Regions from separate parts of the Mus musculus genome. Here regions 1, 2, 4 and 5 are each linked to region 3. A link is a loop called in an ENCODE intact Hi-C map of the cell type or tissue named here. Cell type or tissue: left cerebral cortex. All regions are shown on one strand.

Region 1 (5,000 bases), 50 kb after region 3:
AACAAGAGAGACACTGAGTTTTACTCAGTCTACCTCATGGCTCTGAAAACGGGTAAACAGGTAGGTGTTAATTACATGCTAATTATATATATACACATATATATATACACATACATACATACATACATACACACACACACACACACACACACACACATATAATCAGATATGCCCCATTACTCTCCTTCTACTGACTCTATTTCTCTTCCTACCTAGTCCCTCTTTATTTGCCTGTAGATTTTATTTTTATGACTCAGTGAGTTTCATTAGGTTGTTTACAGGATCCTAGGTGAGAAAGTAAGATTTTTTTTTTTTGAAGGTTAAGAGCCTTCTTTGTGGGCATGGCTGGAACCTTGCACCTTGTGCACTCTAGGCAAGCGCTTTACCACAGAGCTGCCCCGTCAGCCCCAGGGGAAGAGGCTGGCATGGGAACATGTGATCATTTTCCCGTGAGAGTGTGGGGTATATGCACTGTAATTTAATAGGCCTACTGTGTGTCATGTGTTGTGCTCTGTACACGTGCCCCCCCCTCCCCCCAAGGCAGTGAGGTTTTTTGTTTGTTTTTTTTCTGTCTCATAGGCAAGGAAGCTGAGGTTCAGACGCACACGAGCTGTGTGGTTTCCTACATGGAGGACAAACAGAGCTAATTTACCCTCAGTCTCTTTCTGCTTCTCTCCGCTGCCTACACACACACACACACACACACACACACACACACACACACACACGGGACAGAGGTGGGGAAACTCAGCCAGCGTGTCCCACACTGGGTGGGGAGAATAGAGGACATGGTGGTCACTCGAGACTGGCAGCCTGATTCCCAGGGGCAACGGTGTGGACTTCTGTTCCTTGGAAGAGGGAATGGGTCCTTGCACCTCTTATCTAGGAGGTTATCTTCCTTCTTGCCACATTTAAAGTAGACTTTGGGTTATGCCTACCTTATCCTTTTTAAAAGCAAGATTTATTTATGTATTTTCCGGGCCTGAACGCTTTGCTATCCGTGTGTATGGGCGCTGCATTTGTCCCTGGTGCTTCAGGAGGACAGACTTTTGATCCCTTGGAACAAGAGTTACAGATGGTTGTGAGCCACCACCACGTGGGTGCTGCAAACTGAACGCTGGTCCTCTGCAAGAGTAGCAAGTGCTCTTACCTGCTCAGCCACCTCTTCCGCCCTTGCAGAGTTATTCAGTTCGCCTAAGGGCTCAGGCATCTGTCCAGCGTGGCTTCTGGACTTGACTTTCAATCCCCTGACTGCATAATCATGCATCGTCTCGCCTTGCTGCCTGCAGCCAGCCTTTATAAATCCTCTAATCAAGAAACCAAGCAGCTACCAAATCTCAGGTTCTGCTCTATTTTGTCATAGGGAAATGTAAAACTTGTTCTGTGGGTAAAAGTGTCTGTAGGGCCATGCTGAATTTCAGTGTTCAGGGTAGGCTCTTAAGGACTTTGCATCTAGACTGTTTCAGAATCCCCTCCCAAGAGAACTGGGCAGGACCTCAAGAAGATGACAGGGGTGTGGGTTTATAAATCTTGCCTTTTCTCATATTTTTGGAAATATTCTTCCTTATTTTATAGGCCAATAGAAAATTTGGTATTCAGTGAATTTTTATTAAATAATAATTCTTAGGCTCTGATGACCTTATTAGCATTGGGTCTGAATTTAAACCGTAGTCTTCCTGCTTGTTTATTGAGTGGCCTTGAAGAAGTAGTGCAGTTCTCTGATGTAAAAATGTTTGTAAAAGGGGGGAATCTGTTGGAGGGTCCTTGTGAGGATAAATGAGAAAATCTACTGAGTAATAAGCAAGGCAGATGCGCAGCCGCACTGCCTGCAGGTCTTGCCTGGCCTGTGATTTGCTGGGGAAGGCCTTCTCCTTCCTCTCTGGCAGTGTTCCTGTCTTTACCCTGCTTACATTCTGGCTGGGTGGGGGAAGGAATGGATGATTTAAGGTTTTTTTTTTGTTTGTTTTGTTTTGTTTTGTTTTTGTTTGTTTGTTTGTTTGTTTTTTAATGTACGTGTGTAGCTGAGAGAGGGCAGGAGCAGGGAAGAGGGAGAAAGAAGGAGGAGGCCTAGAAAGTTTCCTGAGGTCAGCTCAGGATGAGGGCATGAACCCTTAGCTTCTCGATTTGACTATGCAGTTCTCTTCATTTTATTAGCATGTATGAATTATACAATAATGACTAAGTGATAGCTACTCATTTTGATCGTATTCACTCCCATTAACCGATCTTGCCCTCCCTCCCACTTCTGCAGAATCCCCCACCCCCACCCCTGTCTTCCCAAATCTAACTCTGTAGCTTTTACAGTTTGCATTTTTTTGTTGTTGTTTTTTTTTTTTTTTTTTTTTGTTTTTTCGAGACAGGGTTTCTCTGTATAGCCCTGGCTGTCCTGGAGCTCACTTTGTAGACCAGGCTGGCCTCGAACTCAGAAATCCGCTTGCCTCTGCCTCCCGAGTGCTGGGATTAAAGGCATGCGCCATCACGCCCGGCTCAGTTTGCATTTTTTTTTTTAAAAAAAATTAGGGTGGAATCTGTCAGATACATGTAGTAGTTCTGTTGTCCATGTAACACACCTGTGCCTTTCAATATCTGATACTTTGAGAGATTTTTTACTTTTTTTTTTAAAATTTATTATTATACCCTTCCTTATTCACTGTGTCCTTTTAAAAGCTGCCAAGCCTCCCGAGTGTGGCATGGGCTCAGAAATGCTCAGGCTTGTGTTTGCCCTGTCCTGTAGTCCCTCTGATCCAGCCCCCTTTCCTCACCAGGCCCGTGAGACTTAACCCAAGTGCTGGATCCCTAGTCTCCGGTGTGGACCAGACTCCACCCTGTGGCAGTGTTTGGGAACTGCACTTTCACACCGGGCTGGCTTTAAGAGAAAGTGGTTGTCGCCACTGCCCCTTGGAATGCGGAAGGGCAATTCATTCTTGTCACCTCTTCCCCATTTTCCTGCTCCACCAAGCCTGCTGCCAGTGAGTAGTCCTCTTTGGAGGCCAAGCAGAGAGTTCGCAGACTGAGGCTATGGAAGCGTGCCTGCTCACCTGGGCGTACCATTTTGTAGCTATTGCAGACAAATTTACCCAGACCAGATCGTATGGGGGAAGGCAGTAGATCTCTCTGCGCAAGTGGAATAACTTATCCAGTGTGGGTGGTCTCCCTGTCCTTTGTTCTCGCCAGGACTCCCCTCCACATATCCTTTAATGTGCTGCCGGCAAAGCCCCAGGAAACCCACCCTCCCTTCTGTAGCTTTTGGTCTACCCTGCTTTCCGCTTTCTAGTGCTGTCCCCCAGCCTCCATGTTATCTGCTGCTGGAGGGTTTGTTTGTTTGTTTTTCCTTGGACAGTTACTGGGGCTCTGTGAACACAGTTCCCATGCATAGTGGCAGCCATACCTCTTAATTTGTGTTGCCTTCTGAGCAGGCATGGTTTTACACTTCATGTGTTTTGGGGTTGGCCTGTCTCTATCCTTCTTACTGTTTTGTTGCTGTTAGGAATTGACCTAAGCATGTCTGGCAAGCGCTCTACCACCAAGCCACAGCCCCGTTGTTCCTAACAGTAGATTGGGTGTTCTGTCAAAGGGACAGTGGGACCTGTTAAGGGGTACAGAGTGGGTATCACCCATATTACTGATATAACTTCAAACAAACATTGTAGGAAAATTACAGGAGGGGTTCTGGTAGTGGGAAATGAGGCACAAATCAAACTGGAAAGTTTTGTGTTCTGTGGAAAGCAACTAACTACGGGTCCCCTGAGGTACACACTTGTTTCAGCTCTGTAGGAGACTGAAGTGGAAGGATTGTAAGCTCAAGACCTGTCTGGGCAGCTTAGCAAGACTGAGTCTCAGAAATCAAAGAGGAGGGCGGGGATGTGGCTCGGTGTTGGAACCGTGCCTGATCTGATCTGATTGCAGTTTCAGTCCCCAGCACTCCAAACACACAATCAATCAACAAACAAACAAACACAAACCGTGGGTTCTAAGGAGGAAGAGGAGAGCGATTGCCATTTGTACGTTTTATGGTTGTAATCTTTACACATACAAATACACAAATGCTAAATGAACAAGATAGATTCATGCCTGTGTGTTTATCTGTGTAATTACTGCTCAGACCCTGAGGATATTTTCAGAAGCCCGGATGGGAGCTGAACACTCAGACTGTTATGAACTCAGAACACTGGGTTCATAGCACTCAGGCACACATTCCAGAGGCTCATGCAGGGTCTGTGGGGTAACTGGGCCTGGAGTTGTTAGAGCTGCCTTCCCTCCCCCACCACAGAGGAACACAGCTCTGGACTTTGAGGAAAGCCATTGGTTCAGCGTGTGGCTGCCGGTGACAGCAGCCCAGTTACGGTTGTGGCTGAAGAGCAGCAGCCTGCCTGCACTCCTTGATCCCTGGTTTGGTAGGCCTGCTCCTGCCTCAGTGTTGTCTCTTTGCTGCGAGTGCTGAAGGGCCGGCCTGGACATTGGCTTCAGATCCTGCAGCTTGGAAGTAGCAGTGAGAGTTAAACTCAACTTTGCCGGAGACTTTCTTCTCTTTAAAATAAAGATTTATTTTTATTTTATGTGTATAAGGTTTATCCTGCAGGTATGTCTACACACCATGTACATGCAGTGCCCCATGAAGGCCAGAAATGGGCATGGGATCCCACATGGCCATGCGGGTGCTGGGAACTGAATGCAGGCCTTCTGAGGAGCAGCAGGTGGTCTTAACCCCTGAGCCATCTCTCCAGCCATAGAAACTGTGTTTTATTGGTAACCCCACTGGCTCATTGTTTCTAAGTTCAAGTGTTGTTTTTTATTCTTTCTTTCTTTATTTGTTATCTATAGTTATTTATTCAATCATTTGTTTGTTTGTTTTTGAGGCAGGGTTTCTCTGCATAACTGCCCTGGCCATCCTGGAACTCACTTTGTAGATCAGGCTGACTTCAAACTAACCGAGATACACCTTTCTCTGGCTCCCTGGTGTGTGCCTGTGTACCACAACCAGCTCTATTGTTTTTTAAAGG
Region 2 (5,000 bases), 82 kb before region 3:
TGGTTTGTATATGCTTGGCCCAGGGACTACTAGGAAGTGTGACCTTGTTGGAGTGGGTGTGTCCATGTTAGAGTAGGTGTGTCACTGTGGACATGGGCTTTAAGACCCTTGTCCTAGCTGCCTGGAAGCCAATCTTCTAGCTGCCTTTGGAACAAGAGGTGGAACTCTCAGCTCTTCCAGCCCCATGTGTGCCTGGATGCTGCCATGCTTCTGCTGTGAAAATAATGGACTGAACTTCTGAACCTGTAAGCCAGCCCCAATTAAATGTTGTCCTTTATAGGAGTGGCCTTGGTCGTGGTGTCTGTTCACAGCAGTAAAACCCTAACGAAGACAGGCACTAAGAGGAACCTGAGGTGGAGATGAGTTGGGTACTGTCAGAGCCTTACCCTGGCAATCCTGACAACTTAGCCTTGAGGACCCCCCTCAGCCAGCCAGTTAGGAGCCACTGATGGAGACCAGAAAAGGGCATTTAGTCAATGTGGCCACACTGGGAAGGGAGACAAAGAGACCAAGTACCACCTCCAAGTCCATCTTCCAGGGTCTTGACTCAGGTATAAAGTCTATGTAGTCCCAGTCAGGGGTCAAGGCATGGCCCCACCCATCACTGACCACCACTGTCTGTATTTAAATCTATCCTACAAGGTGGTTACAAGGGAGTCTGAGAAATTGCTAGCGCTGTGTGGACTCTCTCTGGGGGAGACAAGCTCCTCCTACAGCTTTAGTGTTCTCTTCTCTCAGACTAAGATCCCTGGGGAAATGTTAATTCCTTGAGGTCCCTTGTTTCAGTCATCTGGTAGCCAAAGGGAAGAGTCTAAATATCTCTTTGGAAATTTTTCAATTACCTTTTAAACATGCCAAAGAGAAAATCAATTTGGGCTGGTGAGATGGCTCAGTGGGTAAGAGCACCCGACTGCTCTTCCAAAGGTCCCGAGTTCAAATCCCAGCAACCACATGGTGGCTCACAACCATCCATAACGAGATCTGACTCCCCTCTTCTGGAGTGTCTGAAGACAGCTACAGTGTACTTACATATAATAAATAAATCTTTAAAAAAAAAAAAAGAAAATCAATTCTAAAAATATCTCTTTAGAATATTTTTATTCCTTTCAGTTTACAGAACGGCTAAGATTTATTTTTCATATGTATGTGAGTATAGTGAGCATACATGTATGCATGTTCACATATGAATGGATGTGTGTGCAGGGTGCATATGTGTATGGATTCATATAAATATATATGCCACATCCATATGAACACATGAACTTGCTATCAGGAGTCTTGCTTGTTTGTTCTCTACTTTATTCTTCAAGACAGGATCTCTCAGTTAACCCCAGAGCTGGCTGACATGGCTAGTCTAGCTATCCATCTACTCCAGAAGGAATAGCTGTCTCCACCTGTGGAACCGAAGAATTACAGCTCATAGAACAATCACTCTGTGTGTGTGTGTGTGTGTGTGTGTGTGTGTGTGCGTGCATGTGTACTCATGTGTCAAATGATCCTTAAAAGGTACAACTTTCCTGGGAGAGCTGTCCATCCACATGGTGACCCACTGGCCTTTCCTTTTCTGGATGAAGTGTGACAGTCAGCCAGCAGCAGGCTTCATCATGCAGTTGGGGGCATGACACCTCCTAGCTAGGAAATGAGAGCTGCGCTTTCACACTATGACAGCCTGTGGTTGACAGTAAATTGCAAAGAGATTAAGCAAGAATATGAATGTGGTGTTCCCATGGCAGCCAGGCCTTTAGCAAACTCATGGAGTATGCTCCCACATGGGATCAGGAATTATCTTTTTCTTTTTGGCCAAAGAATGATGTGAAGGCAAACTTGTAACTGTAGGTCCATACCCTGGATTCCAGTTGGGACTCCACCCTTAATGTCAGAGAGCATAATAGCTCTTCTCTGGCATGATAAAGGGTCAGCTCAACTGATGCTTCTTCAATAAATGCAGCACATTTCGGCTCAGGTGTCCCTCTTCCAGGCTCATGCAGGGCTCATGCAGGGCTGCACCACTATTGTTAGCATTTTGTCTAAGCTCCACCCCACAGTTACCTGGCAACAGCCAGGTATGCCTGACTCACTATAAAAGGGGCTGCTTGCCCCCTCTGATTTCTCTTGTTCTTGCCTTCTTGCTCCCACTCTGTCCCCTTGCCCCTTCCTCCCTTTCTTCCTATTCCCTTCCCCACTCTCTCCACTTATTCATGGCTGGCCTCTATGTCTCTCCTCTCCTCTCCTCTCCTCTCCTCTCCTCTCCTCTCCTCTCCTCTCCTCTCCTCTCCTCTCCTCTCCTCTCCTCTCCTCTCCTCTCTCTCTCTCTCTCTCTCTCTCTCTCTCTCTCCTCTACTACCCCTTCAGTATGAGCCCACCAAGGCACCTCCTTCCCCCATACCTGACTACACATCCACCAAAACATCCCCTTTCCCCTTATCTTTTTATAAACACATCAACTATACCATATGGCATAATGGAGTAGGAAACTGTGTTTGTCTCTCAGGCTGGGAACTTCAAAAGTATGGATCTGGGCTGTTTCATCTCACAGTCACCCTGCCTATCTCAGTTACTGACAAAGAGTAGCACTCAGTAAATGTTTTAGTATTTACCCAGCCTTCTTCCCAAGCCTATTCTAAATTTAGAGTAAGGAATCAAGAACTTGGCTGCAAATGCTGCCATGAAGTCATTATGCAATAATAGTAACAGCAACCTATATGTGTATGTAGATCACCGCAGTTTTCAGCTCCCGATCACCTATTGGATCCACATGATAATCCTGATAGTGTTCATTATTTCACAGTAGGAAAACTGAGCTCAAAGATTGACGTCATGGGCTAGATTGCTTAGCAAATAAATGACAGATGCTGAACTTTGACCAGAGCCTCTCCCCTTTTGACTATATGTCACTTTTACTGCTGACTCAATCCTTGAAACTATTGAAAAACAAACAAATTAAGCTAGCTGCTAGCAGTGCAGGCCTTTAGTCCCAGCTCTTTGAAGGTTGAGGTAGGTGGACTCAAGTTTGAGGCCAGCCTGGTCTACACAGTGAATTCTAGGATAGCCAGGGATACAGAGAGAAATTCTGTCCTGAAAAGCCAAAAAAAAAAAAAAAAATGGAAAAAGAAAAACAAATTGTCAAAATATCTACAAATTTAGTTTCATGGACGTCTCCTGCTTGGCTAACTGTCAAGGTCACATCTTCCTGTCCACTCTCCCCGTCTCTGGTTAGCTGCCTGTTCCATACACCATGGGCACCTGAGCTGGCAGTGTTGTCCTTCAGTCCCCATTGGCACTAACCTCCACAAGCTTGATTTTGCTGATTCTTAAAGGTTCACGCTGTCAAGCTCAGCCAGTCAGAGCCTTCGCCTGGGGCTTTGGTTTGTATGGCTGGTCCAAGAAGAAGTGGACTGATAGGAAGTCTTGTGCTTGAGGCTCAAACTATTTTTTTAATTTGTATATATCTGTATGTTTTGCCTACATGCATGTATGTATGTATACCACAGGAAGGCAGTGCTGAAAGAAGGCAGAAGAGGGTGTCGGATCCCCTGGGACTGAAGTCACTGGTGGTTGTGAGCCATGTAGATACTGGGAACAGAACTCGGGTCAATTTGAAGAATAGCCAGTGCTCTTAACTGTTGGGCCTTCTCTCCAGTCTCCATCTCTTGTTCTGAACTGTTGGCCACAGTAACCACCCATTCAGAGCCACTTCAGCCATTTATTTCAAGGGTTAGACCATGGACCTTCCTTAGTTGAAATTGTGCTCTACTTTAGAGGCCTTAGAATCTATTATAGCACATTCCTTGTCCCCTTCCCCCCATAAAACTACTCTTGGCAATTGACTGCTTCCTACTTCATAGGAAATTTAAAGTTTCAGGTGTGAACTTCCTCAATTTCCTGCCTCCACACCCACATATTTAGCTACTGAATTTCCCTCATTTCCTTCCTGACAAAATCAAAGAGAGTCAAGTCTCTTTTCTGAGGCCTGTCATTGTCCCATCCACCTTCTCCAAGACCAAATACCATGCTGCTCTGCCACTCCTCAAAACACAGCTCTTTTCTGTTTACAACAATTAAACACAAATTTATAAACATTGTCTCTCTATTATATTCAAAGGCTGATGTGTATACAAGAGATCTGATTACAGGCCCGACTTTGGTATTGTTATCCATATGGCTGCATCATATTCTGTAAACACCCCCTCTCTCACCTTCTGATTTATTATAATAAAAAGCTGATGGCCTATAGCAAAGGCAGGAAAGGAAGGCTGGGACTTCCAGGCAGAGAGAGAACTCTGGGAGAGGCTCAGTGGTAAGAGAATTCGCCAGCAGCAAGCCCTGGTACTAGAGACTGAGACGCAACAAGCCACAGGCCAGACATAGAATAATATAAATGGATTAATACAAGTAGTAGGTGCTAGTTAATTGGGAACTAGAGAACCAAAGGCCTAAAGCTACTTTAAATAAATATAAATCTCCTTGCCATTATTCAAAGCTAGGATGAGCATAGACAGGCCTTACAGTTATACAAATTTCCTTGTATCCCTCAGCCTAACTACTCTTTTACCTCTCCTCTTTCCTTTATAACAAATTTTATAGTCTATGCTTCCAATAATGAAAATAGAGGTGTCCACCAAGTATTGCATCTACTCTCTGTATTTCTGCAGCTTTGGGGCTAATTAGGTGGCTTGTATAGCACTCTAGACCAAAGCACAGAGTGGCTGGCCTGAGAGCCCCCCCATCCTCTACCCCACCCCACTTCCCCAACCCCACCCACTCATCCTCTACCTCACCCCACTTCCCCAACCCCACCCACTCACCCTCTACCCTACCCCCACCCTTCACCCAGCCCCCCACATGACCCTACCCATTCTCTACCCTCCATTCCCCACTCCCCCACCCACCCCCACCCACCCTCCTCTACCCTCACCTCTCTACAGCCCTCCCAGTCCCCCACCCACTCTCTACCCTCCCCTCCACCCCACGATCCCTTTGCTTTACAGTTTTATGAATCA
Region 3 (5,000 bases):
CCCACACAGGGTGCTGCCTCAGCGCCTCTGTGCTTCTGCCTGTTCCAGAAGCTGTCAGGTTCTCTGGCGCACCCTCTCACCTGTTCAGACTAATTTCCTAAGTTCGGCGGGTCTCGGACCAAGATCGCAGCAACTGTTCTTAACCTCTGATCTCTGACCCCTACCTCTTTTTATTTTTTGTGACAGGGTCTCACTATGCAGACCTAGCTGTCCTAGAACTCAAGATGTGGAGCAGGCCGGCCTTAAATTCACAGAGACTCACCTACCCACCTCTGCTTCCTGAATGCTGGGATTAAAGGCATGTACCACCATACTTCATATTTTTCAGTGTTTTTTTTTTAAGATTTATTTATTTATTTATTTTATGTGTATATGAGTACACTGTCACTGTCTTCAGACACACCAGAAGAGGGCATTAGATCCCATTACAGATGGTTGTGAGCTACCATGTGGTTGCTGGGAATTGAACTCATGACCTTTGGAAGAACAGCCAGTGCTCTTAACCCCTAAGCCAACTCTCCAGCCATTTCTGTGTTTTTAAATTAAATTTACAAGATGGATACAAAGTAATAGGTAAGCTTCATTATGGCATTTCCATACACATGCACTATGACGCTTCATTCAAATTTGCCCCTCCCCTATACTGCCCTCCCAGGACCCTCCTCCTTCTCTCTGGCTGGTTCCCTTCTGGATTCAGGGGCACTTTTGTTTGGTATGTATACACAGCCATCTCATGGTAATCAATTTTCACTTGACTCCCAGGAGAGAGTTAAAAACTGTGTGGTCTTTTACGCTGTGGCCTCGGAAGCCATTCTGTATCTCCCCTACTGTATTCTACTGGCTTCATTCAGGGCACGAAGTGTTCAAGAACTGGAGGGCATATTGTAAAACCACCATGCTTAGCCCACACTGTATTAAGCACTGCGTTTCTTTGTGTATATATGTGTTTGGGTGGGATGTCTGCTCGGCAGTGAAGGAACTGTGGAGGGCAGAGAACAAGTGTTGGGGGTTGCTTTTCTCCCTGCCTGTGGGTCCCAAAGATCAGGTCGGTAGGCTTGCGGGTGCGCCATCCACTGGCTCGGGCCCTTATTTGAGAGCTTATTTGGAAGCTGAGGCACAGAGCTTAAGTTCCCATCGCTATGCCATTAGCAAAGCAGGCAGGATTTGAACCAGTGTACCCTCTGAGAAGACCACAGCCTCCATCTTACGTGGCCTCTATAGAGATATCCCTACCACATCCAAGTCACACACAGTGAGTTTCTATTTATATCTGCAAGCTTGTAAACTCCCCCGAGAACGTTCAAAACCACACAACAGAATGTGTCCTTTTGCCATCTCTGGCTTCTGCATATCATGGTTTTCTTTTCTCTCTTTCATTCTTCCTATCTTTTCAGACTAGGTCTCACTCTTCCAGCCCTGGCCTGGAACTCACTATGTAGGTCAGGCTGGCCTTGAACTCTTTGAGCTTCCAGAATACTGGAACTAAAGGCGTGGGTTACCACACACGGCTCAGCTTGGTTTTCTTTCCCTGGAATACTTTTCTCCCATTCACTCATCTGTTTACAAGATTATTCCTCGGGTCTTTGGGAAAACCTTCTCTGACTAGCCAGCTCTGGGGTAAGTGCACCTTGGACCTCAGTGCTGAGCAGCTGTTGTTCTTACAATTATGTCTCACAAGGTGCCTATTGTCCCGGCTGCCTCCTCCTCTGGACTCTAAGGGCAAGGGCCTGATCATGTTCGTAGAAGCTGTGCTAGCAAGGAACACGCTCCTCCTAAAAAACATGTCACCAACCTGCAAATTTCTCACGACCCTCATACACAATTATCACACATTTTTTCACACATAGACATAGGAACAAAGATGTTACGCCCCAGATCTGTCCACATGCACTGTGGCCCCGTGCAAGCTCAATCACTACCCACTCTCTCACTGTCACTAGACTATCATATGTTCAGGTACCGCTACAGGTCTCATTTTCTTCAATCGCTGCCTTATACTTTTTTTTTTTTTAAACAAATACAGTCACCATCTGCATTCCGAAAACAGGGTATGGAGTTGAGTGAATATGACAACAGTTCTATTTTTCATCCACGCCATCACAGGCTGTTTCTTTCATGAACACGATCCCTGATTTATGCAATCACTGTCACCGCCGTCCATCTTCCCGGTTTCTTCCTTCTCCTCCCGGTGCTCTGAGGGCAGGTCTGCAGGGTCTGCTGCCTAGGGCGCTCCAGAGTCTCCGCCTGGGCGGGCGCGGCCTAGCCCCGCCCCCTCATGCATATGTAGTACCCCAGCCCAGCGGCCCGGCCCCCAGACGGCCATTTGTAGCGGTGCCGAAGGCTGCGTTCGGCTGCGCTGCAGATCCGCGAAGAAGAGCGCGCTCCCTGGCCGCTGCGTCCTCTGCCCTGGAGCCTTCCCGGCTCTCCAGCGTCTCGGGCAACTCCCAGCCGGTCCGAGGGATAGCGCTCCGCGGCCCTCCAGGCCACTCACGGACCCCGCGCGCTCTACCGCCTGTAACCCAGCCGGCCGCACTCGTCCCCGGAGCCGGGCCTAGGGCGCGCGGCGGCCGGGCTGGGCTCGGGGCGTCCCGATGGCCGCGGCCGGCTGGCGCGACGGCTCCGGCCAGGAGAAGTACCGGCTCGTGGTGGTCGGCGGTGGCGGCGTGGGCAAGTCGGCGCTCACCATCCAGTTCATCCAGGTGCCTGGAGACGGCCTGCGGGGTGGCGGCGGCGGCGGGGTGGCGCTACCTGTGGCCGCGGCGACCCCGCCCGGGGCGCGCGGGTGCGGGGCTCCGGCGCGTGCGGTGCGCGCGGGTGCGGTTTGCGCGGGGCCAGGGCGCGCGGCTGCGAGGGCAGGAACAGTGAGGAGTCGGCGCTGCGCTCCTGCCCTGCGGCCACGGCGCCGCGCTACTGCCCGCCAGGCGCCCGGCGCGGCGTCCGGGGAGTCGGGCTTCTCAGGAATGTGGCCCGGAGGGCGGAGCTGGCCGGGTGGGAAGCGCAGTTCCACCTTATCACTGCGGTCAGGGCGGGAGCCCGCGGGTTGCAGCCGCGCCGCGGTGCCGGGCTTCCTGCCCTGAGGGCCGGAGTGGGGACCCCGCGCCTGCCTCGGTGGCAGCGCTGGCCCGGGCTACTTGGCGGCGGCTTCGCGCCGCCGGCTCCCAATAGTGTTTTCTCTTTGTGTGTGTTTGAGCTTCTCTTACAAGTAGTCTGTTTGGTGGTACGTCCGGGTGGGAGTGTTTGATCGTGCCCTAGGGAAATAATGGCTTCGAGGAAGTTAAAAATGTGCTTTGATAGGGGCGAGACCATTTCCTTGGAATTCCCGGTGCCTGCCTGCTTCGCGCTTAGGTGAAGTTTGGGGTGAGCCCCGCTAGGAGGGGACGAGTATGAGTTGTGTGTTGCACCCTTCTCCCCCCCCCCCCCTATTTTCTGTTTGCTGGAGGAGGAAAGTCGGGTTGTGGCAAAGAAAAGGAAGGTGAAATTTGTCTTTAGATTTTATTCTAGGTTAAGACGCCCGAGTGATTTTCCTTTCTCTTCTTTTTGATTTTTAAAAGCAAATGCAGATCTCCTTGCTTTTGTCACCCTGAAAGGCGTGGCATATGTTGGGAAGAGAGCGCAGGTACCCTGCTAAGTAACAAAGGTATTTTTACTGTATTAAAGAGGACGGGTAGCAAAATGTTTTTGTGTGTGTGTGTGTTTGTTTTGTTTCACCCATTTGTTGAATTGATAGAGTTAAATAGCTTATTTTATTTCGATGTAACTGTGGTGTTTATAGTGTTATTAAGACGCACAGTTCCATAACCTAAATGATAATTTTCACATCGCGTGAATGAACAGTAGCTGCTCCTGTAGTAATTCATGGAATTAAAAAAGTGCTGCTCAACTTTTGTATTCAGAGAGGATGCTTATGTCATGAGCGTTGACAGTATGCTCAGTGGCGGTGGCAGCGGCAGCGGCTGCAATGGTGGGGGGCGTTGGTTTATGTTTACCAGTCTTCAGTCTGGCTTTTTGGCAGTTGTTATTTGCCTGGGACCAAAAGAGACTTAAGTGGCTGACAGCAAAACAAGTCACAGCTAAGTCTCCCTGGTGGCTGGTTTTGGAGGGAACCAAGAAGGCAGAGGATGGTCCTGGGTCCCAGAACCGGTGGATAACATTACTTAGATTTAAGTCAGAAGCATTTAAGTTTTTGAGGGAAGGACTATCTGAATATGATTGTTTCCACAAGTTAGGGTATTTGCGAAATAGTTTAAAAAACCCTTACACTCCAGGTGATTACTGTCTTCCTCAGGACCTTCTCGAATTCATTTGTTGACGACTTTGTGAGTAGTCTGGTATCTAGAGGCTCAAAAATGAGGTCAAGTAAAGACATGCATGGCCATGATGTATGCAGATAAGGACCTTTGAATTCTACAGACTTGAATATGTGCCTTTGGTTTATTGGCTATGAAAACACCCAAGTAGCTTTTCTGTGCCTCAACTTTCTTACTAGTTAAATAGCTCTCAGTACATGTCCTTTATAACTTTTGCATTATGAGAAAGATCTTCGAGTTGTGTTGAACATGCAATGTGTACTGTGTTGATAATAGTCACTTTAGTAAGTGTGAGAGATGAGACCTTTAGATGCAAGGGGATTTGAAGAAGTCAGTGTTGGAAGGCTTCAAAGATGCACTGTGGGGCTGGGGATGTAGCTCAGCGTAGAGTGGTTTGTCCAGTGTGTGGAAAGCTCTGCCTTCGAGCCCTAGTGCCAGAAAAAGAGCACTGTGTCTTATCAGGGGTTGTGTGAGTGGAAATGTGATGGATCTGGGGAGCCACAGGCCAGATTAGAAAGAGGAGGCCGATGTGTGGGGAGCTGGGAGTGGGAGAGGCATATGTGACTTGGGGCTTTTGGGGCTGGTGAAACAGGAACATAGGCTCTGAGGTTGACTTGGTGAGGAGGAAGGAGGCACAACACAGCACCTGTGTGGAGACCCAGCCATTCCCCTGAGTTTGATGTTGGGTAAGTT
Region 4 (5,000 bases), 65 kb before region 3:
TTCATCCTTGAACACTTCTGTTGCTATGACTTCCAGTTTGCTGATAGTTTCTTCTGCGGTGTAATCTGTTGCTATCGTCTACTATATTTTCATCTGAGTACTGCACTTTTTGCTGCTTTAAGTTTGGTTTGGCCTTTTTTACATCATCCATCCCACTCCCCAACACACTCATGCTTTGTTTTGTCCTTTTAACTATAGGAAGTGAAGTATATTTTATAATATCTGATGTATAGTTCTTCTCATTCTCTCATTCTGTCAATGTAGGTCTGTTTCTATTAATTGATATCTCTCTTTATTGTGAGTCATAATTTCCTATTTTCATGTTTATGAACTTTACATGATCTGCGCTGGGCTTCTTCATTTCCTTGTTTGGAGCTTTGTTCTAGGGTGTAGTTAAGTTACTTGGACACACTTTGGTACCTTTGAGATTACTTTGTAGCTTTGGGAGTGAAGCCTATTCTAGGACTAAGTTGGCTTGAGTATCAGGCAACATCCTTCCTGCATTCTCCCCAGGCTTCATATAAGGTTTCTCCACTCTGGTTGTTGGGCATATGAACTACTTCCAACCTTGTGCGGCACCGCACCTGTTTGCTCCCAGCATCCTTTCCTTGGCCTTCAGCTGCCTCCTTCTATGTGGCTAGTCACTATATCCAGGGAGAGCAGAGGTTCTCAACCTTCTTAATGCTTTGACCCTTTAATACAATTCCCCATGTTGCAGTGATCCCAACCATAAAATTATTTCCACTGCAACTTCATAACTGTAATGTTGCTACTATTGTGAGTTGTAATGTAAACAGCTGGGGTACAGCATATCTGATATGTAACCCCCGAAGTGGTCACAACCCACTATGGTGGGGACTTGACAGGCCCTTCTCTCTGGAACTCTGGAGAGCTCTCTGTACCTCGTGAGCACTAACCATCTTAGTGTCCCTGAACCACCAGTTCTGACTGCTCCTCTCAGAGACTGTGCCGACTCCACTTTGGATGCCTCTCTGTGCCCTGCAGCCTGCAAACTCTCCACATTGCAAACAGATGAGCTGTGAGGACTCGTCTTATTTTTGGCCCCTGCTTCAACACTTAGCATCCTGCGCTTCTGTTCTCTGCTCCGAAGCTGTTGTTTCGTGCATTTTGCTTTGTTTATCACTGTTTTCAGCAGGATGTTAAATTTAATGCTTCTTATCCCATCTTGTCCAGAAGTTGAAGGCCTTTATTCTAGCAGCCTCTTATGGTCACCTATGGTATGCCCTCCCATTGTTCAAATTTGGTGCCGACTCCCTGGAGTGGTTCAGGGATGCTGGGGTCACGGTGTCAATAAAGAGCATTAAAAAAGCCCCTCCCATTCTGCTTTGCACCATTCCTCAGCCTACTTGATCTTACTTTAGCCTTTGACACTAATGACCATTTCCTCATTCTTAACATTCTGTGCACTTTTAGCTTCCAGGAATCAGTTCTCTTCTGAATCTATTCTAGTCCTTCCAAATCGCAAGGATCCTCTCACTGGCTCCTTCACCCTTACATCCTGACTTCTTTCCTTGCCCTGCTCTGTGACATCTTCTCTCTCCCTTACTGATCTCAGCCACCACCCATGGCTTCATTTATCGTCCATCTCTCGTGACTCACAGATCTGTTTCCGAATCTCTCTTCCCAGCATTCCACATCTACATAGCAAATTGCTTAGTGTAAATCTCTCCTTGGATGGCTCATATTGTATCCCTAATCCCTGTCCTTCCCAGAGGCTATCACCATAGTGCTGTGGGTCTGGCTCAGCAAACGGCACAAACGTATATCTTTCTGTCAAGCTAAAATTCAAAAACCAACCCTCTTCCTTTCTGCTTCCCAGGCGCAGATCCTGATTCCTGACTGATATATCTGCTAAATATCTTTAGTGCAAGCTCTCCTCTAGTTTCCCCACATAGTGTTGCTCACATCTTCATTTTCTCTCAAAGGGACTTTTTTTTTTTTTTTTTTTGAGGGGGGGGATGTCGAGACAGGGTTTCTCTGTGTATCCCTGGCTGTCCTGGAACTCACTTTGTAGATCAGGCTGGCCTCCAACTCAGAAATCCGCCTGTCTCTGCCTCCCGAGTGCTGGGATTAAAGGCGTGCACCACCATGCCCGGCTTCTCAAAGGGACTATTGCAACAGATTTCTATTTGCTCTCTGGGCAAATGCTAGGTGTATTTTGATTTCTGCAAATCACTCATTAAGTCGGACTATTCCTTGCTCATACAACACCAGAACCTTTTGTCTAGTTATTCATCAGGCCCTCCAGGGCTGCTCCAAGACTCTCTTTCAGACCACACAGAGCATCCTTTCTGCTTTTTATGTCCTTCCCCATCTTCGTGATTTCGCAATTGCCTCTCACATTTCTATGCCTTGCCTGAGTGTCTGCCTCTTCTGTGGATTGGTGGATCATTCCTGGACCCCCTCTAGCAGTTTCTCCATCAATCTGTCCCTGAACTCACTGCAGCACTCTATTTATTACAATGTATCTACATCCAATTCTCCTGTGGACTCCCTAAGCAGGTCTCTAGGTGGCTCTCCCTACATGCCGTGCAAATGTTTAGTTTTCTTAACCAAAAACTCATAGCTAGGGTTTGGAGAGTACCTTGTGAGTTCCATGAAAATGTATGTGAAATGATATGTCTGAGGTTATTAAAGGAACCAGAGGTTTAAAGGAACCCTAAATTCATAGACAGTTAAGATCTCTACCTTATGGGTAAACATTGTCAAGAAGCTATGTTTAGAAATCTGAAATTCATCCATTTCAGCCTACATTTCACAATGGGATGGGATGATTACTGCTACGGCAGCGGCGGCTGCTGCTGCTGCTGCTGTTTTTGCTGCTGTTGCTGCATGGAGTTGTTGTTGCTGCTCCTGTTATTGCTGTACGTTGCTGCTGCTGCTGCTGTTACAGCATGCTGTTGTTGCTGATGCTGTTGCTGCATGCTTTCTGTTTTTGCTGCTGCTCCTGTTATTGCTGCATGCTGTTGCTCTTATTACTGCATGTTGTGGTTGCTGCTGCTATTGTTGTTGCTGTTGCTCCTGTTATTGCTGCATGCTCTTGTTGCTGCTGCTGTTTATGTTGTTGCTATTGCTACTGTTTCTGTTCCTGTTGTTGTTGTTGCTGCTGCTGCTGCTGCTGGCTAATGAGGACAGATATGAGTGAAGGGGCATGTAGCAGCTTTCCCTGCAAGTGGGGATACTCAAAAGCCACCCCTTCTTCTCTCTTCCCCCACATCTCTGTCTTCCTCTTTCATTGTGTGAGCACACACAACCAGAATGAATGCAGATTTGAAACTTGAACATACACAGACCTCTGAATGTACACACAAGAGACACACAACCAGGCATGCACACATAGATAAACATACACAAACACCCAAGTGAGCATGTGAATCACAAACACCCTCGCTCCTAAGTACACACGCATACCCATAAACCCATACATGTGATACTCACAGAACTAGGCTCCCACAACTCCCTCCTGCAGAGAGTGATTGCAGCACCTGGCACCAGGCCCATGAAGACAGCCGAGTGGAGCCATCTGTCAGGCTGAGGTTCCTGAACACCACCCATCCTGCCTGAGCTCAGCTGGTCGGCATGCCGGGCATGTGGCCTTGCTATTCTCTCTGGCTGAATCATGCTGAGTGAGCTGGCCTGGCTAGAGTTTATCAAATCGGAACAGAATTTTGGCAAAACAGATGACTCGTGAGCTTGGCATTTGTGTGCTCAGGAGTCAGAGACCCTGAAGAAGACAGAGAAGGGGTCTGTATAGAGGGAAGAAATCACTTCTAGATAGACTGAGAGATGCTAGTGGGCTGAACTCAAAAAGCAGTGTGGCAGAACCCTGATTCAAATTCCAGCTCTGCCACTTAAAAGCCACATGACTTCGAGCATGACAGCTTATCTCTTTGAACCTTGATATCTTCTACAAAAATGACCTAATACTATGATCTGACTCACAGGTTTGATTTCTTTTAATTATTGTAATATAATAATTATAAATTACCACAGAGGCATATAACAATGACTACACTAGTAGCTATTATAAGTAGGGGATATCCAAGTCCAATAAGGATACATACTAGCACAGCCTGATAAGCCCTTCTAACCCAACATCCCATCTCACAGGGCAGCAGCCTTGGCATCCTCTCAAGACTGATCTTCATTTATAAACCTGTTCCCTCTGCCTTTTTGTATTCCACCAACTGCTTGTCAGCTTTCAAACTACTGCTCCTTCCTTCTGCTCCTCCTTAAGAGGTTTTTTTTTCCTAATTTTAGGATTTTTTTTTCCGAGACAGGGTTTCTCTGTATCACCTGGCTGTCCTGGAACTCACTCTATAAACCAGGCTGACCTCAAACTCAGAAATCCGCCTGCCTCTGCCTCCCAAGTGCTGGGATTAAAGGCGTGCGCCACCACACCTGCCTTAGGATTTATTTTTATTATTTTTAAATTATGTGTAGGTGTCTGTGTGTGGGTATGTATCCATGAGTGTAAGTGCCAGTGTATATTGAGGTTTGGCCTGTTGCTATGTATTATAATGCTAAATTCTGTATCCCAAGATCTAGTTGCCTCAAGACGTGTGAATTCTCACTTAAGCCAATGCAAACCTTGTTCCTTAGTTTTAAACTATTGGTTAATAAAGATGCCTACAGCCAGGCAGTAGTGGTGCACACCTTTAATCCCAGCACTTGGGAGGCAGAGGCAGGCGGATTTCTGAGTTCAAGGCCAGCCTAGTCTACAGAGTGAGTTCCAGGACAGCCAGGGCTACACAGAGAAACCCTGTCTCAAAAAAAAAAAAAAAAAAAAAAATGCCTACAGCCTGCAGCTGGCAGAAAAGAGGTAGACATGATGGCAGGGCATGAATTGAGGTCTTGGGATCTGAGGCAGAGACCACAAAGGATGGGAAGGAGACAGAGGTGGAGATAGGTGAATCATGAACTCACGGGCATGAGGGCTGGCCTGTTGGAGTAAGAGTGGCCCAGACAGAACCTGGCAA
Region 5 (5,000 bases), 97 kb before region 3:
GTTTATTAAGTATAATATGCACAGGGAATTCTTAAATTTTTACACATACATTTATTTTGAGTTTTGGAAAACTCATTAGCTCCTATACCCAGTACCACATAAGTAAAGCTTTAAATAATAGTTTGCATGTATATTTGAGTTTGCCAAGGTATAATTCTTTAGCAAAGTATTTAATTTATCACACATTTTTCCCCCCAGGCCCTTTCTGGATACTGTGGCTTTATGGCAGCCAATCTTTATGCACGTTCTATATTTGGAGAGGATGCACTTGCAAATGTCAGCATTGAGAAGCCAGTTCACCAGGGACCAGATGCTGCCGTTACTGGCCATATAAGAATTCGTGCAAAAAGTCAGGTAATAACATCCTTTTTTGAGAGCATCTCTGCACCAAATAAAGGGAAGAAGAATTCATGTCTGTCTTATTTCTGTGGTATAATTTCTTCTGTCATAATTATGTTTTGTGCATAAGACATACATACATACATATGCATGGTATTTTCTGAACTTTAATTCATTTAAAATGGCTTATTCTACAATACTGCCTAAAACATTGATTCCTGTGTGATATTTGTGAAACAGATTTTGTAGAGTTTTTTGAAGATATGGCATAAGTCAAGCACTAACCAACATAACTAAAATCAACCCAGTATAAGTTTTTAGAGTCTGTTTTATATATCCTTTGCTTTGTTGTTGAATGTGATGTCATCCAATGGAGGCTGGTATAAGCTATTTGGGCATTGTTTCAGTAATTACTTCTTTGTTGAGTGTGGGGATATAACTCAGTCTTGGGAATGCTCTTCTAGCATGGTAGACCATGAGTTAATCCTCAACATCACAAAAAATAGATCAAAATATGAACATCTTCATTCTTCTTTACAGGGAATGGCCTTGAGCCTTGGAGATAAAATCAACCTGTCTCAAAAGAAGACTAGTCTATAAGGATGAACAAAAGGTCTTTGAAAGTTTATGCTTAAAATTTAGGTGTGGGCTGATTGGACTCCAACATCTTTTGTACTCTTTTCATGCTTTATGTTATGTAGAATTTGAGTTCATGCTGAATGCATTCCAGCCAGTAATTTATAGCCTTTCCCCTAAATCAAGAATGAGTTTAAAATTATAGTCTGTCTTTTATCTTAACAGTTCTGAATGCTGTCCTCAAAGTATATAATGTTTCTCATATGTACCAAGACCATTTTCACAATAAACAGATCTGTTCATACATTTTTGTTATTTTATAAATAAATTACTTAATTTTAGATTTGTATCTGTGGGATTTTTTTTTTTACCTTGCTGCCTACATTTATGAAGAAAGCTTACAAATTGAGTGAACTGTATCTTCATTTATGAAGAAAGCTTACAAATTGAGTGATGTAAAATGGAACAGGTACTAATTCAGTGCATTATTGTTTCCTCATTTTCTGTAATGACATCAGTGTCTCTAAAACTCCTAGGGTCTTTTCTCAAACATTGCTTCAGGGAGAAAGTATCCAAATTACTTGAGAAAAGGTCCATCTTTGGCTTAAAGGAGCTATTACAAACTGACTGACATCAGCATACTGTTCTTGATGATCCCAAATTATTACGGAAATTAGGTCATCTAAAATCAGTTTAAAAATCATGCACACTTAGCATTGGGTGTACTTGTTAGTAGTTACAGTGGTTCTAGCCAGTTACTGACTGCACTAGGATTAGCTTGGGGGATTCAACAAGCTGTTCCATTTCCAAATGGCCTCTGTTTTTTATTCCTTCTCTCCTGTTTATAACTTTTCATCGGGCTAGGCAACACACACACCTCGTTATGATTCCACTTGTGTTTGTGAATAATTTCCCAGCCTATGCCGTACTTTGGGCTCTATACTAGGAATGATTGAGATAGCCTGAGTTTTGCTAAATTTCAACTTAAGCTATTTCTTTGTCTTTCCTTCAGGATTTCATCCTTCGTTCCCCAAGAGTCCATAGATAAGAACTGGGGCAGAGTGGAAATAACATCTTCTGTTGTCAGTGAGAACAGAATGACTTATTGGGCCTGTAAGAAGATTAATACTTTGTATGATGTCATAAATTTTGAAGCCACTTGCTGTGTTAGTCAGCAAACCAGAGAATTACAGGACATTTGCAATCCTAAAGCACTGAGATCTTTAATAAACTCAGTCATAGCTGCCAACTGGGAGAGATACAAGGACTGTGGGAAAGGAGTCATTTTGATGAGTCAAAAGAGTGGAGATAACTTGATGAGAGTTGAGGAATGATTGCATTAGATCAGTTCCCACACTGTTCTTTTGAACATGGATTTCATTAAGTGACATTGGATATTCTGAAAGAAGACGATGACACAGCTAGTAATTCAGGGAATGCTGCATATAGTCCTTACTAGAGAGTCATATAGTACACATTAGCATACTAAAGATTCTGAGAGATCCTTCAGTGGAGAAAGTGGAATATCTTAATCTTCCTTTGGCAGGGACTCCTTCACCATGGGACATCTGTTGACATAGCCTGCACAGCCATAGTCTCAAATTTACAGCCAGCTTGAAATCTGAAGAAGCGTGCATTAGGGTGTCCTAGAATGCTTACTAATGTAGAGGGAGCAAGCCACAAGTAGAATTTAACTTTATACCCAGTTCATTTCACAGGTTTCAGGCCAGCTTTGCTGGAATCAGAAATCTAGTACTAGCATCCTGAGAGGTAGTACTACAGGCCATGCCAGCAGTCCCAGCTCACATTGTCTTCTGTATAACCCTTTAAGGAGAGAAAGAAGGAAAGTATGCAGTCGAGTCACCAGAAGCTAGTGACAACTGGGGTGCAGGTAACCTCATTAACTGTTCACCATCTTTGTACAGGTAATGATTAGGGACCAAATTGCAGAGCAGTACTTGTTTGATGAAGCTGTTTACGGTTTCACCATTCAGGTTGAAATGTAGTTTTCATTCAAAGGTCACAGTAGATAATAAAGTATAATTACAATTACAGTATCTCATAAGAACATAAACACTACCTACAGCAAAGGCTTAAGATCCTACTATATAGACCTATAAATAGGACCGTGTTCTGTTTCATAATGTCTTGACACTAGAGGGAGCTCTGTGCAGTTATTTTCATTTGGGGATTAGATAAGATCTAAAAAGTTAAAAGTTATCTAAAAGAGGAAAAGGCAAGGTGACTTTATTATCTAGTTACTTCATAAAAAGAACAAAGAAAGTTACTATAGCTGTCAAAATAAGCAGATTGTTCACATTGGTAATAGAAAAATTACCTTGTTATTAAAATAACTACTGCACCTTACTACTAAAAATACTACCCCAGTGTTATACCTGCACTTGGAAGGCAGAAGGATTGTGGGTTTGAGATTACTTTGAGCTATATAATAAGACAATCTGAAAATATAAGCCAAGAAGCTTAGATGCTAAAATTAATAGAAATGTTTTGCTACCTGTCAAACATTTCCATATGATTTAGAAATAATGTGAGAGACAAAAACTCATACAGAACATGTGAAAAGTCCACAAGTAAAAAATATGTTTAAAAATTCAAATAAGAGATAATGAGATGGCTTAAGGGTGCAGATGCCTGTTGCCAAGCCTGACAACCTGATTTTGACCCCTGGGACCCATATTGTAGAAGGTTGAAGGCCTATTCCCACAAGCTAGTCCCACATACATACAAAGATGGCTCAGCAGTTAAGAGCACTGACTGTTCTTCCATAGGTCCTTAGTTCAATTCCCAACAACCATATGGTGGCTCATCACCATCTCTAATGGGATCCAATGCCCTTTTCTAGTATGTCTGAAGATAGCTACAATGTGCTCATCATATATTCCTATATATGTGTGTGTGTATAATCTTTTTTTTAAAAACCCTCAGTATTAGATATAAATTGTGGTAAAGTAAGTTTTATTGGTTACTTGGTTTTTCCACATTAATAAGTATTCTAATCAGTATGTATAACTTTTCTCTTAAATCAAGATTGAAGGCTAGAAATATAGCTTAGTGAGTAAACTGCTTCTTATGCAACCATAAAGATCTGAGACCAGATCTCAGAAACCCATGTCAAGAAGGGAGTTGCTCAGCAGCAAACATCTGTGCCCCCAGTGTGGTCAATGAAGATGGGCAGAGCCAATGGACTCTCTGGCTAGCCAATCCAGCTGAACTGGCAAGCTCTAAGTTCAGTGAGAGCCCCATGTCCCAAAAAATAAGGTAGAACTGGCCTTGGAGGCACATGCCTTTGATCCTAGTATTCAGGAGGCAGAGGCAGGAGGATCTCTTTAAGTTCGAGGCCAGCCTGGTCTACATAACCAACATAGACATATTCATGTCTTACATACAGAGACAGTCTCAATAAAGAATAAAGAAAAGGCTAGAGGAGGAATCTCATCATTGGCCTCTAGTTTCTACATGCATATCTACGAATGAGTACAGACACACACAGACACACAGACACACACACACAAGATTTAATTTAGTGATGGTTAATTCCGATCCTAAACAGAAAAATCTTACCACTTCCTCTAAGGCTAAGGGAACATCTTGGAGAATGATAGAAAGACTAAGAGCCTGGAAATCAGGAGAAGGGCTGTGAAATGCTATATCTGAACACAACATAGCCAGTCATTGTTGGGAACAAAAAAAGTTGGGGCAGGGGAGGCCCTGGGGAAGAAGGGGAAGGGAAAAGGGACCAAACGTTCCTGTGCTCTGGGCAGGCAGAGACAAACATTGAGGGGCTGCCGGGATGCTTTCCACTTGGCCCCAGGTGGGCACGCAAGCCTCTGACCCATCTGGCAGGGGGATTGGAAAAGGGGCAGCCCCCGAGGCGACACCCTGTCGCCCCAGGGCTATAGGAGAGAGGGAATAGTGAAGAGGTTCCCAACACTGGCAAGAGTGGTATAGTGAATCTAGATGGAGCAGAGACTCTATGGTTTAAGAGCTTTATTATAGAAATGCAGGGAGAAAGAGGTGGAAATAGAGAAGGCTACAGAGAAAGAGGAAGAAAGGAGAGGAAAGAA

What was found. Hi-C counts contacts between places; a loop is a spot of excess contacts. Peaks named below come from ENCODE experiments on the same cell type or tissue, not always from the same donor. Only the 100,000 strongest peaks of a DNase experiment are listed, where the experiment ranks them.
Region 1: it touches region 3 in a loop (2.2-fold over the local background); 19 of 42 quality-filtered maps call a loop at or near these places.
Region 2: it touches region 3 in a loop (2.3-fold over the local background); 11 of 42 quality-filtered maps call a loop at or near these places.
Region 4: it touches region 3 in a loop (2.6-fold over the local background); 6 of 42 quality-filtered maps call a loop at or near these places.
Region 5: a loop joins it to region 3, with 2.5 times the contacts of the local background. A loop is called at or near these places in 11 of 42 quality-filtered maps.

What each region holds. Positions count from the first base shown.
Region 1 is chr7:114,064,824-114,069,823 of GRCm38, reverse strand. The region is part of intron 1 of Rras2 (related RAS viral (r-ras) oncogene 2); the gene reads left to right. Among named protein-coding and RNA genes, the nearest start is that of Gm51454, 31 kb to the right of the region's middle. In left cerebral cortex, a CTCF peak has its summit at 2,831; a DNase peak (open chromatin) is centred at 2,849; H3K4me3 peaks cover 596 bases; H3K27ac peaks cover 738 bases.
Region 2 is chr7:114,197,504-114,202,503 of GRCm38, reverse strand. No RefSeq gene overlaps it. Among named protein-coding and RNA genes, the nearest start is that of Copb1, 55 kb to the left of the region's middle. In left cerebral cortex, no CTCF peak of the experiment used is centred here; DNase peaks (open chromatin) are centred at 1,718 and 2,611.
Region 3 is chr7:114,115,095-114,120,094 of GRCm38, reverse strand. It overlaps Rras2 (related RAS viral (r-ras) oncogene 2), which reads left to right and starts at 2,314. Exons shown (of 6, transcript NM_025846.2): 1 at 2,314-2,699. The coding sequence starts at 2,592. In left cerebral cortex, CTCF peaks have their summits at 2,318 and 3,023; DNase peaks (open chromatin) are centred at 2,290, 2,892, 3,146, 3,929 and 1 more place; H3K4me3 peaks cover 2,923 bases; H3K27ac peaks cover 1,276 bases.
Region 4 is chr7:114,180,243-114,185,242 of GRCm38, reverse strand. No RefSeq gene overlaps it. Among named protein-coding and RNA genes, the nearest start is that of Rras2, 65 kb to the right of the region's middle. In left cerebral cortex, a CTCF peak has its summit at 2,542; DNase peaks (open chromatin) are centred at 2,262, 2,476, 3,534, 4,465 and 2 more places; H3K27ac peaks cover 1,560 bases.
Region 5 is chr7:114,211,817-114,216,816 of GRCm38, reverse strand. Copb1 (coatomer protein complex, subunit beta 1) reads left to right here. Exons shown (of 22, transcript NM_033370.3): 21 at 199-354; 22 at 880-1,258. The coding sequence ends at 939. Among named protein-coding and RNA genes, the nearest start is that of Copb1, 40 kb to the left of the region's middle. In left cerebral cortex, a CTCF peak has its summit at 3,065 (motif pointing right); a DNase peak (open chromatin) is centred at 3,069.